Regions from separate parts of the Mus musculus genome. Here all the other regions are linked to region 1. A link is a contact called in ENCODE POLR2A ChIA-PET data. All regions are on one chromosome and are shown on one strand. The core of a region is the stretch at or near the end of the contact, and the rest is flanking DNA. Distances in the headings are between cores, read along the strand shown. Region 1 holds the start of Rpl23a (ribosomal protein L23A). Region 2 holds the start of Spag5 (sperm associated antigen 5). Region 3 holds the start of 2610507B11Rik (RIKEN cDNA 2610507B11 gene).

The links. ChIA-PET counts read pairs that join two places held with the same protein, here RNA polymerase II (POLR2A).
Region 2: POLR2A ChIA-PET joins it to region 1 with 13 read pairs in embryonic stem cell. The contact joins the promoter of Spag5 here to the promoter of Rpl23a in region 1. POLR2A ChIA-PET finds 5 or more read pairs at or near these places in 3 of 5 experiments (Patski and embryonic stem cell).
Region 3: POLR2A ChIA-PET joins it to region 1 with 17 read pairs in embryonic stem cell. The contact joins the promoter of 2610507B11Rik here to the promoter of Rpl23a in region 1. POLR2A ChIA-PET finds 5 or more read pairs at or near these places in 4 of 5 experiments (Patski and embryonic stem cell).

Annotation. Positions count from the first base shown.
Region 1 is chr11:78,181,792-78,185,238 of GRCm38, forward strand. Rpl23a (ribosomal protein L23A) reads right to left here and starts at 1,793. Exons shown (of 5, transcript NM_207523.2): 1 at 1,728-1,793; 2 at 1,012-1,195. The coding sequence starts at 1,752. Snord42b (small nucleolar RNA, C/D box 42B) reads right to left here and starts at 1,322; the gene lies at 1,268-1,322.
Region 2 is chr11:78,299,649-78,303,095 of GRCm38, forward strand. Spag5 (sperm associated antigen 5) reads left to right here and starts at 1,943. Exons shown (of 24, transcript NM_017407.3): 1 at 1,943-2,062; 2 at 2,247-2,372. The coding sequence starts at 2,012. Gm3948 (predicted gene 3948) reads right to left here and starts at 1,863. Exons shown (of 4, transcript NR_166889.1): 1 at 1,657-1,863; 2 at 474-562.
Region 3 is chr11:78,259,795-78,263,241 of GRCm38, forward strand. It overlaps 2610507B11Rik (RIKEN cDNA 2610507B11 gene), which reads left to right and starts at 1,960. Exons shown (of 39, transcript NM_001002004.2): 1 at 1,960-2,123; 2 at 2,905-3,034. The coding sequence starts at 2,056.

The sequences.
Region 1 (3,447 bases), core at 543-3,042:
AAATCCTGTATATTCTCTTGACTAAAGAATCAAGTTTAATTTATGCATTTATCCACTGGAGTTCCACATTTACTATTATGAGACCAGATCAAATAAATAACTATAGAGAAAATTGTGCTCAATTGCTAGAGGTTGGCTACACCCCAAGAGTGTAGTTGAGGCAGGGGCTCACAATACAGCACAAGCTAGCCTGAAATCCAAGAGCCACACTCACTCACACCCGCCCCTCTGATCTGAGACATGAACCCCAAGATGACCTTGGACTTGAGATTCTCTAGCCTCCACCACCCAGCATTACAGAATAACCACCAAGCATGGTGAAAACAATGCAACTCTAAAATTGGCCTTGAGCTATCAGGAAACAACTTTTTCTTAAGATTCTGAAAAGCCAAGTTTTTACTTATGCAACTGCCAAGTAATGACTCAAAAATTCTAGGTACAAATAGGCAATGAATTGTGTCTGGTGAGTACTTCCCCCATAGACAAAACACTTTTCAGTAAGCATTCTCTCAAACTTCCTTTGAGTAGCGTCAGAATTTGATCAATTAAGTGTCTTTCAGGCTGGAGAGATGGCTCATCTGTTGAGAACACTGACTGTTCTTCCAGAGGTCCTGAGTTCAATTCCCAGCAACCACACGGTGGCTCACAAATGTCTGTAGTGGGATCCGATGCCCCCTTCTAGTGAGTGTATCTGAAGACTGCTGCAGTGTACTCATGTAAATAAAAAAACAAATAAATCTTAAAAAAAAAAGTGTGTTTCATAACACTATTCGAAGGCCATCACTCCCCAATTGGACATCTTAATCAACACTCTCCTGTGTTCCAACAAGTCCCCTATCACTTGGAACCAAGATAAGCAACATCTCTTTGAAGTCAACTTTCAAACACTGACTAAATAACCTCACACTTCCACCGCACCAGCTCCTTCAACAATTGTGTTTTATAAGGGAAGCTACGTTAAGAACTCCTAATGCCCTACTACATGCTACTGGGTCCAGGGTCCCTACTGACTTGTTTCTCCTGGGCGCACTCTTCCGAGGATATTTTGGCTGCCTCCGGAGCCGCAGGGTCTTGGGCCGCCGGAAGGTGGGTGACGTTCGGATCTTCTTCTTTTTGTGGCTGTGGACGCCTTTCAGCACCGCCTTCTTAGCTTTCAAGGCCTTCGCTTTGGCTTCGGCTTTGGGAGGGGCAGGAGCTGGGAGAGGACAATTAAAATTAAGTGTGGCATTCGTAAAGTGACCCCTTCCGGCCGTCCTGCCAGCATGTGCATCAGTGGTTCCTTTGAAGACATCACAGGTCTCAGGAGACTTCAGATTTTTTCCATCATATGCACGATACCACAGGCAAAGATAATTAACCCGTTGTACCATCACGTGGGTGCGTATAACCCCATTTAACGTGGGGAAAGGGCGAATAAGGACTACTTTTAATCCCTTATAGGTCTGGAGACCCGGAGCGCCACCCTGTGGATGTTAAGGAGCTTCCCAAAGTCAAATGCTTGGCCATCAGTGGCGGCCGCTGCCGGCCCGGTGGCTTTGCCAATCCCCTGCACTGGAACCAGCCCATGCGGCTTGGCCCACGCGGTCCTCATACCCCGCAGCGGGGCCTAGTCGCGACAGTAGCCACAGAACAAGCCCCCCATGGCTTAGCCGGGCATTCTTCTTCCCCGCGAGTTCGCTCTGCGGGTATCCAAGACCGACCTGACAGATTCCCATACCGCAACATACCTTCCTTCTTCGCTTTCGGCGCCATCTTGGCTGAAAAGGATGGCCCAGCCCAATTCCCATGAGCTTATAGAATGGAGGCTCATAAAAGTCTCGCGATAGCTTATATATAGCACTGATTGGATGAACTGTAATATGAGGCTTCTTGGGAATTGTAGTTCCATTTAATTCCCTAGAGTGGGAGACCAAGCATGCGCCACCTTTCCCTTTGAAAGGGCTTCTTGGGAAATGTGGCGTTTTTTGGTTTGGTTTAGTTTGGTTTTCCGACACAGGGTTTCTCTGGGGGAATTGTAGGTTTTGGCTTTTTGTTTTTGTTTTTTTCTAAAGATTTATTTACTTTATGTATATGAGTACACTGTAGCTGTACAGATGGTTGAGTCTTCATGTGATTGTCAGGAATTAATTTTTTTGTTGTTTGTTTTCTTGTTTTTCGAGACAAGGTTTTTCTGTGTAGATTGGCTGTCTTGGAACTCACTCTGTAAACCAGGCTGACCTCAAACTCAAATCTGCCTGCCTCTGCCTCTGCCTGCGGAGTGCTGGGGTTAAAGGCGTGCGCCACCACTGCCCAGCATGAATTGAATTTTTGGGAACTCTGCTCACTCCAGTCGGCCCCGTTTGCTCTCTGGTCCAAAGATTTATTTTATTTATTATTATACTTAAGTACACTGTAGCTGTCTTCATTTGTTCCAGAAGAAGGTGCCAGGTCTCATTACCGGTGAGCTATCATGTGATTGCTGGGATTTAAACTAATGACCTTCAGAAGATCAGCCAGTGTTCTTACCCTAGGGTCCCTAGGTTTTGGTTTGGTTTTGTTCTGTTCTGTTTTGTTTCGTTTTGAGTTGTTCTTTTCGAGAGAGGGTTTCTCTTTCTCTAGTTCTGGCTGTCCTGGAACTCACTCTGTAGAGGAGGCTGGCTTTGAACTCACCAAGATCTACATACTTCTGACTGCTGAGTGCTTGGATTAAAAGGCCTGTGCCAACACTACGTGGCCTGAGTTGTAGGTTTTTTTTGTTGGTTTGTTTGTTTGTTTTTTGTTTGTTTTTTGAGACAGGGTTTCCCTTTATAGCTCTGACTGTCCTGGAGCTCATTTTGTAGACCAGGCTGGCCTCGAACTCAGAAATCCGCCTGCCTCTGCCTCCCGAGTGCTGGGATTAAAGGCGTGCGCCACCACGTCCGGCTTGAGTTGTAGTTTTTAAAAGAAAAATGTTTATTCCCCTAGGTCTAAAACAGTGGGTGGTTATAGCATCTGGTAGCTGTGTTAAGGTCCTTAAAATTTCAGTTCGTGAGCAATTTCTAGTCTTAGGGAAGAAGTTTGCAGTGTCAGAAGCCTATAACAGTACCAACTGGGAAGAATACAGTTTAAGGGATTAGAAGGACTAGAAGGACGGTCAACACTTAAGATCATGTAGTTCGGGCTGGTGAGATGGCTCAGTGGGTAAGAGCACCCGACTGCTCTTCGGAAGGTCCAGAGTTCAAATCTCAGCAACCACATGGTGGCTCACAACAATCCGTAACAAGATCTGACTCCCTCTTCTGGTGTGTCTGAAGACAGCTACAGTGTACTTACATAAAATAATAAATAAATCTTTAAAAAAAAAAAAAAAGATCATGTAGTTCTCTTTCAGAGGACCTGGTTGGATTCCCAGAAGTCATATCTCTGTGGACACCTGTACTTATGTGCACATACCCGTACACAAACTTATTATAAAGGATTTTTAACAGA
Region 2 (3,447 bases), core at 693-3,192, 120 kb after region 1:
CCCAGACGTAGCTGGCAACCAGGAACGGCCACCTCAGACCACAAATACTCTTGGGGTACCTTTTGCTGAACCTTGGACAATTCCAAGCTCAAAAGCATTCTCAGGACTCTGAGGCAGAAGGATTGCCGAAAAATTGAGGCCAGCCTAGGCTAAAGAGAGATCCTGCCTCAAAAAAGGAAAAATCACTCTATTGGAAGAGCAGTTGCTTGGTAGAGCACAAACTTAGCATGTTCTAGGCCCTGGGACTCTTATCTTCGGCACTACCCACCTATCTTGTCTCCCCCTGTTTTTATTCAAGCAGTTTTTCTAAAGCCTACAGACTGGTACTGTTTGTCTCTAGAGTAGCAGTGTTCAATAGAAGTATAATGAATGCACTCAGGAGGCAGAGGAAGAGCTGAAAGGAGCCCGATCTATACCACCAGAGACTAGCTTAAAACAAAACAAAAAGACATGTATGATTTTAATCCTAGTACCCAGGAGGTAGAGGGCCAGTGGGTCTCTTTATGAGTTCAAGGCCAGCTTGATCTGATTTCCAGGGTAGCAACAAGTACACAGAGAGACCCTGTCACAAAGAAGAAATGAAACACAAGTTAGTATAACTTATATGTCTGTACATGTTCATGTACCTGTCTACCTGCTTGCTCACATGTGTAGGGCTTTGTGGAACCAGAGGTCAACATTACATATTTTTTTCAATCACTCTAGACTTTATCTTTCAAGACATTTTCTGTTATTGAACCCAGAACTCACTGATTCATTAGACTAACTGAGCAGCAAACCCCAGGGGATCCTCTCATTTCTGCCTCAGCCCCCATGTTGTTAGGAGAACAGGCAAAAACTGCTGCACCCAGCCCTTTTTTTTTTTAACAGGATCTATGTAGCCCTGGCTGTCTTGGTACACACTGTGTAAACCATCCTGGCCTCGAACTCACAGAGATCCACCTGCTTCTGCCTCTTCAGTGTTGAGATTAAAAGTGTGCACCACCATGCCCGGCTTTTTATTGGGTATTGGAGATCCAAATTCAGGCCCTCAAGCTTTCCTGACAAGCTCTAAGATGGAGTCATTGCCCCATTCTTCCCCTTACATAATTTTAAAATTGTCACCCATGTTCAAAAGGTTTAAAACAAGAAATTTTAATATATTTTATTTAACCTAGCATATCTAAAAATATTTCAGTATGCAATTAACATTAAAAAAATAGTTTTTCCATACAAGGTCTGAAATGCAATGTGCATTTCACACCTGTATTATATTCCCATTTGAAGAATTCAGAGCTACATGCAGCCCGCAGAAAGTTACTGACCAGTACAGTTCCTGATGGGCGCGCATACCCTGACAGAACCCTACAGTTTCTAACATTAAAGCTCTTCTTTGGTTCTCTTCTTTTTCTTCATACATTAACACTTCTAAATTGGCCTGTGATTTCATCATTCAAGAGGCTGAGGGCCAGGCAGTGGTGGTGTGGGACACGCTGTTTGTGTGTGTGAGAGTGTGTATGTGTGTGAGAGAGTTAGTTATTAATATAGCAAGCACTTGAAACAGATCACCATAAATGCACAGTAAAGTAAATATCAACTATTATTCTAGTGATCTTGTTACAGTAGGCTCCGAGGTTAGACACAAGAAAGGCCCAGAAATTCTGAAGAGGCGGTTACCTGAAGGCCGAAATTGGGCACTTAGGAACTCCCTCTGGCCGTTATGAAACTGGCACCTATGCCTGGACAGCCCAACCCTGGGGGAAGTGCGGCTCACTCGGTAACCGGGGGAACGGAGCCACTGAAACAGGACTCCACGACTCTCCAGCAGCCCACAGACACACCAGCCTGCCAGATGGGTGCTTCAGTGGAGGCGTTAGGCTGAGCGGCTCGTGGGGGCGTGACGCGCGCAGGTCCCGCCCACCATACGTACCGCGGCCCCGCAGCCAATCCCGAAGTGCGTATTGGGTTCAAATAGAGGCGGCGGGTGAAAGTGGCCATTTCGACTTGGTCTGGTTAAGTGATCGAGTTGAAAATGTGGAGGGTGAAAACACTGAATCTCGGTTTGTCGCCTTCGCCCCAAAAGGTGAGGAGAGAACTCCGGCAGACAGGGCGCTACCTGGGCGGGGCCGGGCGGGGCCGAGGCCGGTGAAGTCCGGCTCCGGACGAAGTGGGGCAGCGGGAGGCATTGTCCGCCCCGGCCTAGCGGTTGTGGGAAAACACTCCGGGAGGCCGAGACCAGCTTTCCTCACACTCGCTTTCTCTCTCAGGGGAAGCCAGCTATGAGTACTCCTCTCCGAGAGCTTAAACTACAGCCCGAGGCCCTCGCCGATTCAGGGAAAGGTCCCTCTATGATCTCCGCGCTGACCCCATACCTGTGCAGGCTGGAGCTGAAGGTGAGATTTTTAGCTTCACAACTGGGCTGTTTGCCCAGGCTCAGATGCTCAGAGGAACAGAGGGCCAAAGCTGGAACGTAATTAATAACGATAATGAAGTCTTCCACTTCCGTGACATCCATTTACAGCTATTCAGGCCAACAGAGAGGTGCCCTGGGGTGGTTAAAACGAATCCACTGAGAACCCACACCTCTATTTAGCTGGGTTCGATTTTTTTTTTTCTTTACCTCTTTTCTTGTTTTTGACCTATACCAAATTCCCGAGAAATACTGGCACATTTATGGAGAGATCTGTCTCCAAGAGTTGAAACCATATCCATCTATCCTATGGGGTAGTTAGAATTTTCCTGTATCCAATACTTTAAACTATTACCTTGCAGAATTGCCTATATTGAGCTGTACCTTTTAGTTAGAAGGTTTTCTATTGTTACTGTTACTATTATTGTTGTTTTGGGTTTTGTTTGTTTGTTTTTGTTTTTGTTTTTTGAGACAGAGTTTCTTTGTGTAGACCTGGCTGTCCTGAAACACTTTCTGTAGACCAGGCTGGCCTGAAACTCAGAGATCTGCCTACCTCTGCCTCTCCAGTTCGGAGATCAAGGGTGCCAGCCACCACTACCACCACTCAGCTTCTTTTCTACTTTTAGATTTTTTTTTTAATGTTTTAGATTTTTTTTTAATTACTTGTCAAATGACTTAAGAGAAATAGTACAAACTGCTTTTGTAAAACTTGTCAAGAGAGGAGTTTGACCCACTGGGTTCTTTAAAGACATTTTGTAGAACTTACTTGGGAAATTGTCCTGAAGAAATTGCTATCATTTCCTCTTCCTATAGGGAGAACCAGGAAGCCTACCATTCTTTCAAAATATGAAAGTTTGCTTTTTTTTTTCTTTGACCATGATTTTGTTATTTTATGGTGCTGGGTATTAAACCTAGGTCTTTGTGCTTGCTAGATGGATACTACACTACTACTAAACTATACCCGCAATCCTATTTCATTAACTTTATTCTGTCTTTAGTAACTCAAGATTTTTGTTTGTTTGGTTGGCTTTGGTTTTTTAAAAAATATTTATTTATTT
Region 3 (3,447 bases), core at 710-3,209, 78 kb after region 1:
AGGTGGATTTCTGAGTTCGAGCCCAGCCTGATCTACAGAGTGAGTTCCAAGACAGCCAGAAAAAACAAAAAGAAGAAAACTTTTTCCCCCAAAATTAAACTGTGTTTAAATATGCCTAAAATAAACTGCCTGGTGTCAGACTCCAGATTCTATAGTACATACCAATACCAGTTCTTTTTTATTTATTTTTTTATTATATGTAAGTACACTGTAGCTGTCTTCAGACACTCCAGAAGAGGGAGTCAGATCTCATTATGGATGGTTGTGAGCCACCATGGGATTTGAACTCCGGACCTTTGGAAGAACAGTGGGGTGCTCTTACCCACTGAGCCATCTCACCAGCCCCCCCAATACCAGTTCTTGAGTCCTGGTGAGCCTGATTCTGGTCTCGCCTTAGTTACATTGTTACTCTGCCACCCCTGCTGCATGCAGAGAGACCCCCAAAAGATGAATTCCAGTATGGAAATGTGTTGTGATGCCTCATTGACTTGAATTGAGTTCTTAGATCCTACCTGAACACTGAGAAACCACACTTGAACAAAAAGCTACAGATTTTGAAGATGAACCGGTGTGTGTAGTTTAGAGGATAGTTTGTGGATTTTGAGGATGGAAATCAATTCCTCGGGCCAGCAAGTGCCTTTACCTATAGATCCATCTCACAGGCCTTGAAGTTGTTATTTGAAGAGGCCAATCAAAAAAATCTGGAAGAATTATATGCAGATTAGGATCTGAGAACCAAGAACACAAAATACTTCATAATACCTTGGAACCATCTGGATTTCTTTATCTGGTACTGTGTTTATCTGGTACTGTGTTAGTAAGTCATTAGTCAGACACTGACTCATGAGAATAAGCATAACAGACCTTATCTACTTCCTTCATTTAACAATGAAGAATGCAAAATTCACTCTGGCTTGATTTGACCTTGAACTCTGTATTTCATGTAATTAAAATTGCTTCCCAGATAATCTGTAAAGGGTAAAACAATATTCACTATTTCTATATTTCACCCTGTTCTGGGTGGTGCTATACACAATCGCACAAACCTAAAAATACAGAATGGCTCTCCCCATGAAGGATGTTAGAAGATACTATCTGGCCCAGGCATGGTGACACATGCCTTTAATCCTAGCACTTGGGAGGCAGAGGCAGGCAGATTTCTGAGTTCGAGGCCAGCCTGGTCTACAGAGGGCTACACAGAGAAACCCTGTCTCAAAAAAAAAAAAAAAAAAAAAAAAAAGATAAGAAGATACTATCTGGAACAGTATTCAGACAGTAAACAAAGTTGGTTTCCTTGTGGGGTGAGATGATAGATAGCTGAGGTCTTTGAATTACCTCTTAATTTTCTCTGTAATCTTTTCAGACAGGATCACTTATGACCTACAGACACATAACTTTTGTTGTTGTTGTTTTGTTTTTTTGAGACAGGGTTTCTCTTTATAGCCCTAGCTGTCCTGGAACTCACTTTGTAGACCAGGCTGGCCTCAAACTCAGAAATCCGCCTGCCTCTGCCTCCTGAGTGCTGGGATTAAAGGCCTGCACCACCACGCCCGGCACCAGCCAGGCCGGCTCTTAATGGCCTAGGGAATGCGTTTTGGAAGTGGAACCTCAAAGTGGTAGAAACGACCCATCCTGGTCACCGCCCGGCGAGCTCGTGCGGACTCCGATCCCCCGCCCTCAGCGCGAACCCGGAGCTCCGCGGCGTGCCGCGCAGGCTGCGCTCTAGGTGTAGCGCGCAGGACCGCGCGTTCGCGGTCCGCCCCGCCCTCCCTCTCCAGAGCCACGCCTCCACTCCGCGCAAGCCGCTGGTCGGCCCTCAGGGCTCGCGCACGCGCGCGCGGGTTGGGGCGGGTCGGGGCGGGTCGGGGCGGGTCGTGGAGGGAGCCAGCCGGCTGGTCCACGAGCCGCCGGGGCGGGGACACGCGCGCGCGCACTAACGCTTCCTCGCCGTGCGTGTGCGTGCGCGGCCGAAGCCCGCCGCGGCGCTGTGCGGTTCCGGCGTCAGGGCCCGGCATGGCGGGGGTCGGGGCCAGGCCGGGCCGGACCCGGACCTAAATGCCTCTATTTCTCTCCGCGCTGTTGGTCTTGCTGCTGGTTGCGCTTAGCGCACTCTTCCTAGGCCGGTGAGGGGATTCTAGCCACAGGGTCGGGGGGGTCGAGGAAGACCGGCTGGAGGAGGCGCGGGTTGGTCGGGCGCCTTAGGCGGAGGGGGCGCGAGCAGGAGGGGGCGCTCAGCCGAGGCGAGGGGAAGCGAGGTGGGGGCAGGGGCGCTGAAGCATCTGGCTGGACCCGAAGCAATGTCCAGTCCGGGAACCGAATGTTTGCGTGTGAGGGAGGGGGCCTCCCTCGGTGGTCTCCCTTTCCTGCCCCGTTCGCCTCCGTGTCCTCTTCCCAGATTGCGAAGGGCACCTGCAGCCGCGCCCTGCAGAGAGGTCGGGAGGACTGGCTGGCTAGAGCAGAGCGGTGTTTGAGCAGTTCCGAGAGTGACCTCTGCCTTCTCGGAAACGGCTGCAGGGTGGGGACGCAGACAGGGACCCTCTAAGGAGTGTGCGATGACGTATTTAACACGACTGCCTTCACTTTGCCTTTTGAGGACCTCTTTTTACTTTGGGTTCCTAAAGATTTGAGGGTTTCTTTGTTTATTCTTTCTTTCTTTCTTTTTTTTTTTTTTTTTTTTTTTTTTTGACCTCTTTTAGAGGGTGAGTTTCGTTTGCCTAGTTTTGTTTGAATTTAGGGGCCCGTAGTTCTGGTTGTTGTGCCTAAATGAGTATGACTAGAGAAATATTTTAGGAAAATCGTAAAGTTCCTAAGAAAAATCCGGCTTCAGGATACCACCCCTTGCAAGGCCTTTCTAGAATCAAAAAGGGTAGAGGGTCTTATAATCCAACTGTTTTTTTTCTGCAGGTGGCTTGTGGTCCGGTTGGCCACCAGGTGGTGTCAGCGCAAGTTGCAGGCAGAGCTAAAGATTGGCTCCTTCCGATTTTTTTGGATCCAGAATGTCAGTCTTAAGTTTCAGCAGCACCAGCAGACGGTGGTGAGTTCCGGGAATTGCAGAGAGAAAGAGAGAGAGAGAGAGAGAGGAGAAGGGCGGGAGTGTGTGGTGTGTGTGTTGGTTTGGAGGGGGTTTCAAACTTTAGCTTCCTCCATGGGTAGTTTTCCTAGTTAACTCCACCCTTGTTGTTGTTGTTTTTGTTGTTGTTATTATTATTATTGTCAAGAGGATCTTAGGAGCTACTTGGAGGACTCTGCAATAGATGCCAGTTGTTTCAAGTGTTTATGGGACTAGATCTGGTGGTATAAACCTGTAATTCTTGTTTCTCAAGAGGCCGAAGCAAGAGAATTATAAATTCAAGCTCTGCCTAGGCAACTTAGTGAGTGCTTCTCTCAAAATTAAAATGAGCTGGAATAGTGGTTCAGTGGTAGAGCCTGGTATCTGCTGGGTCCTCT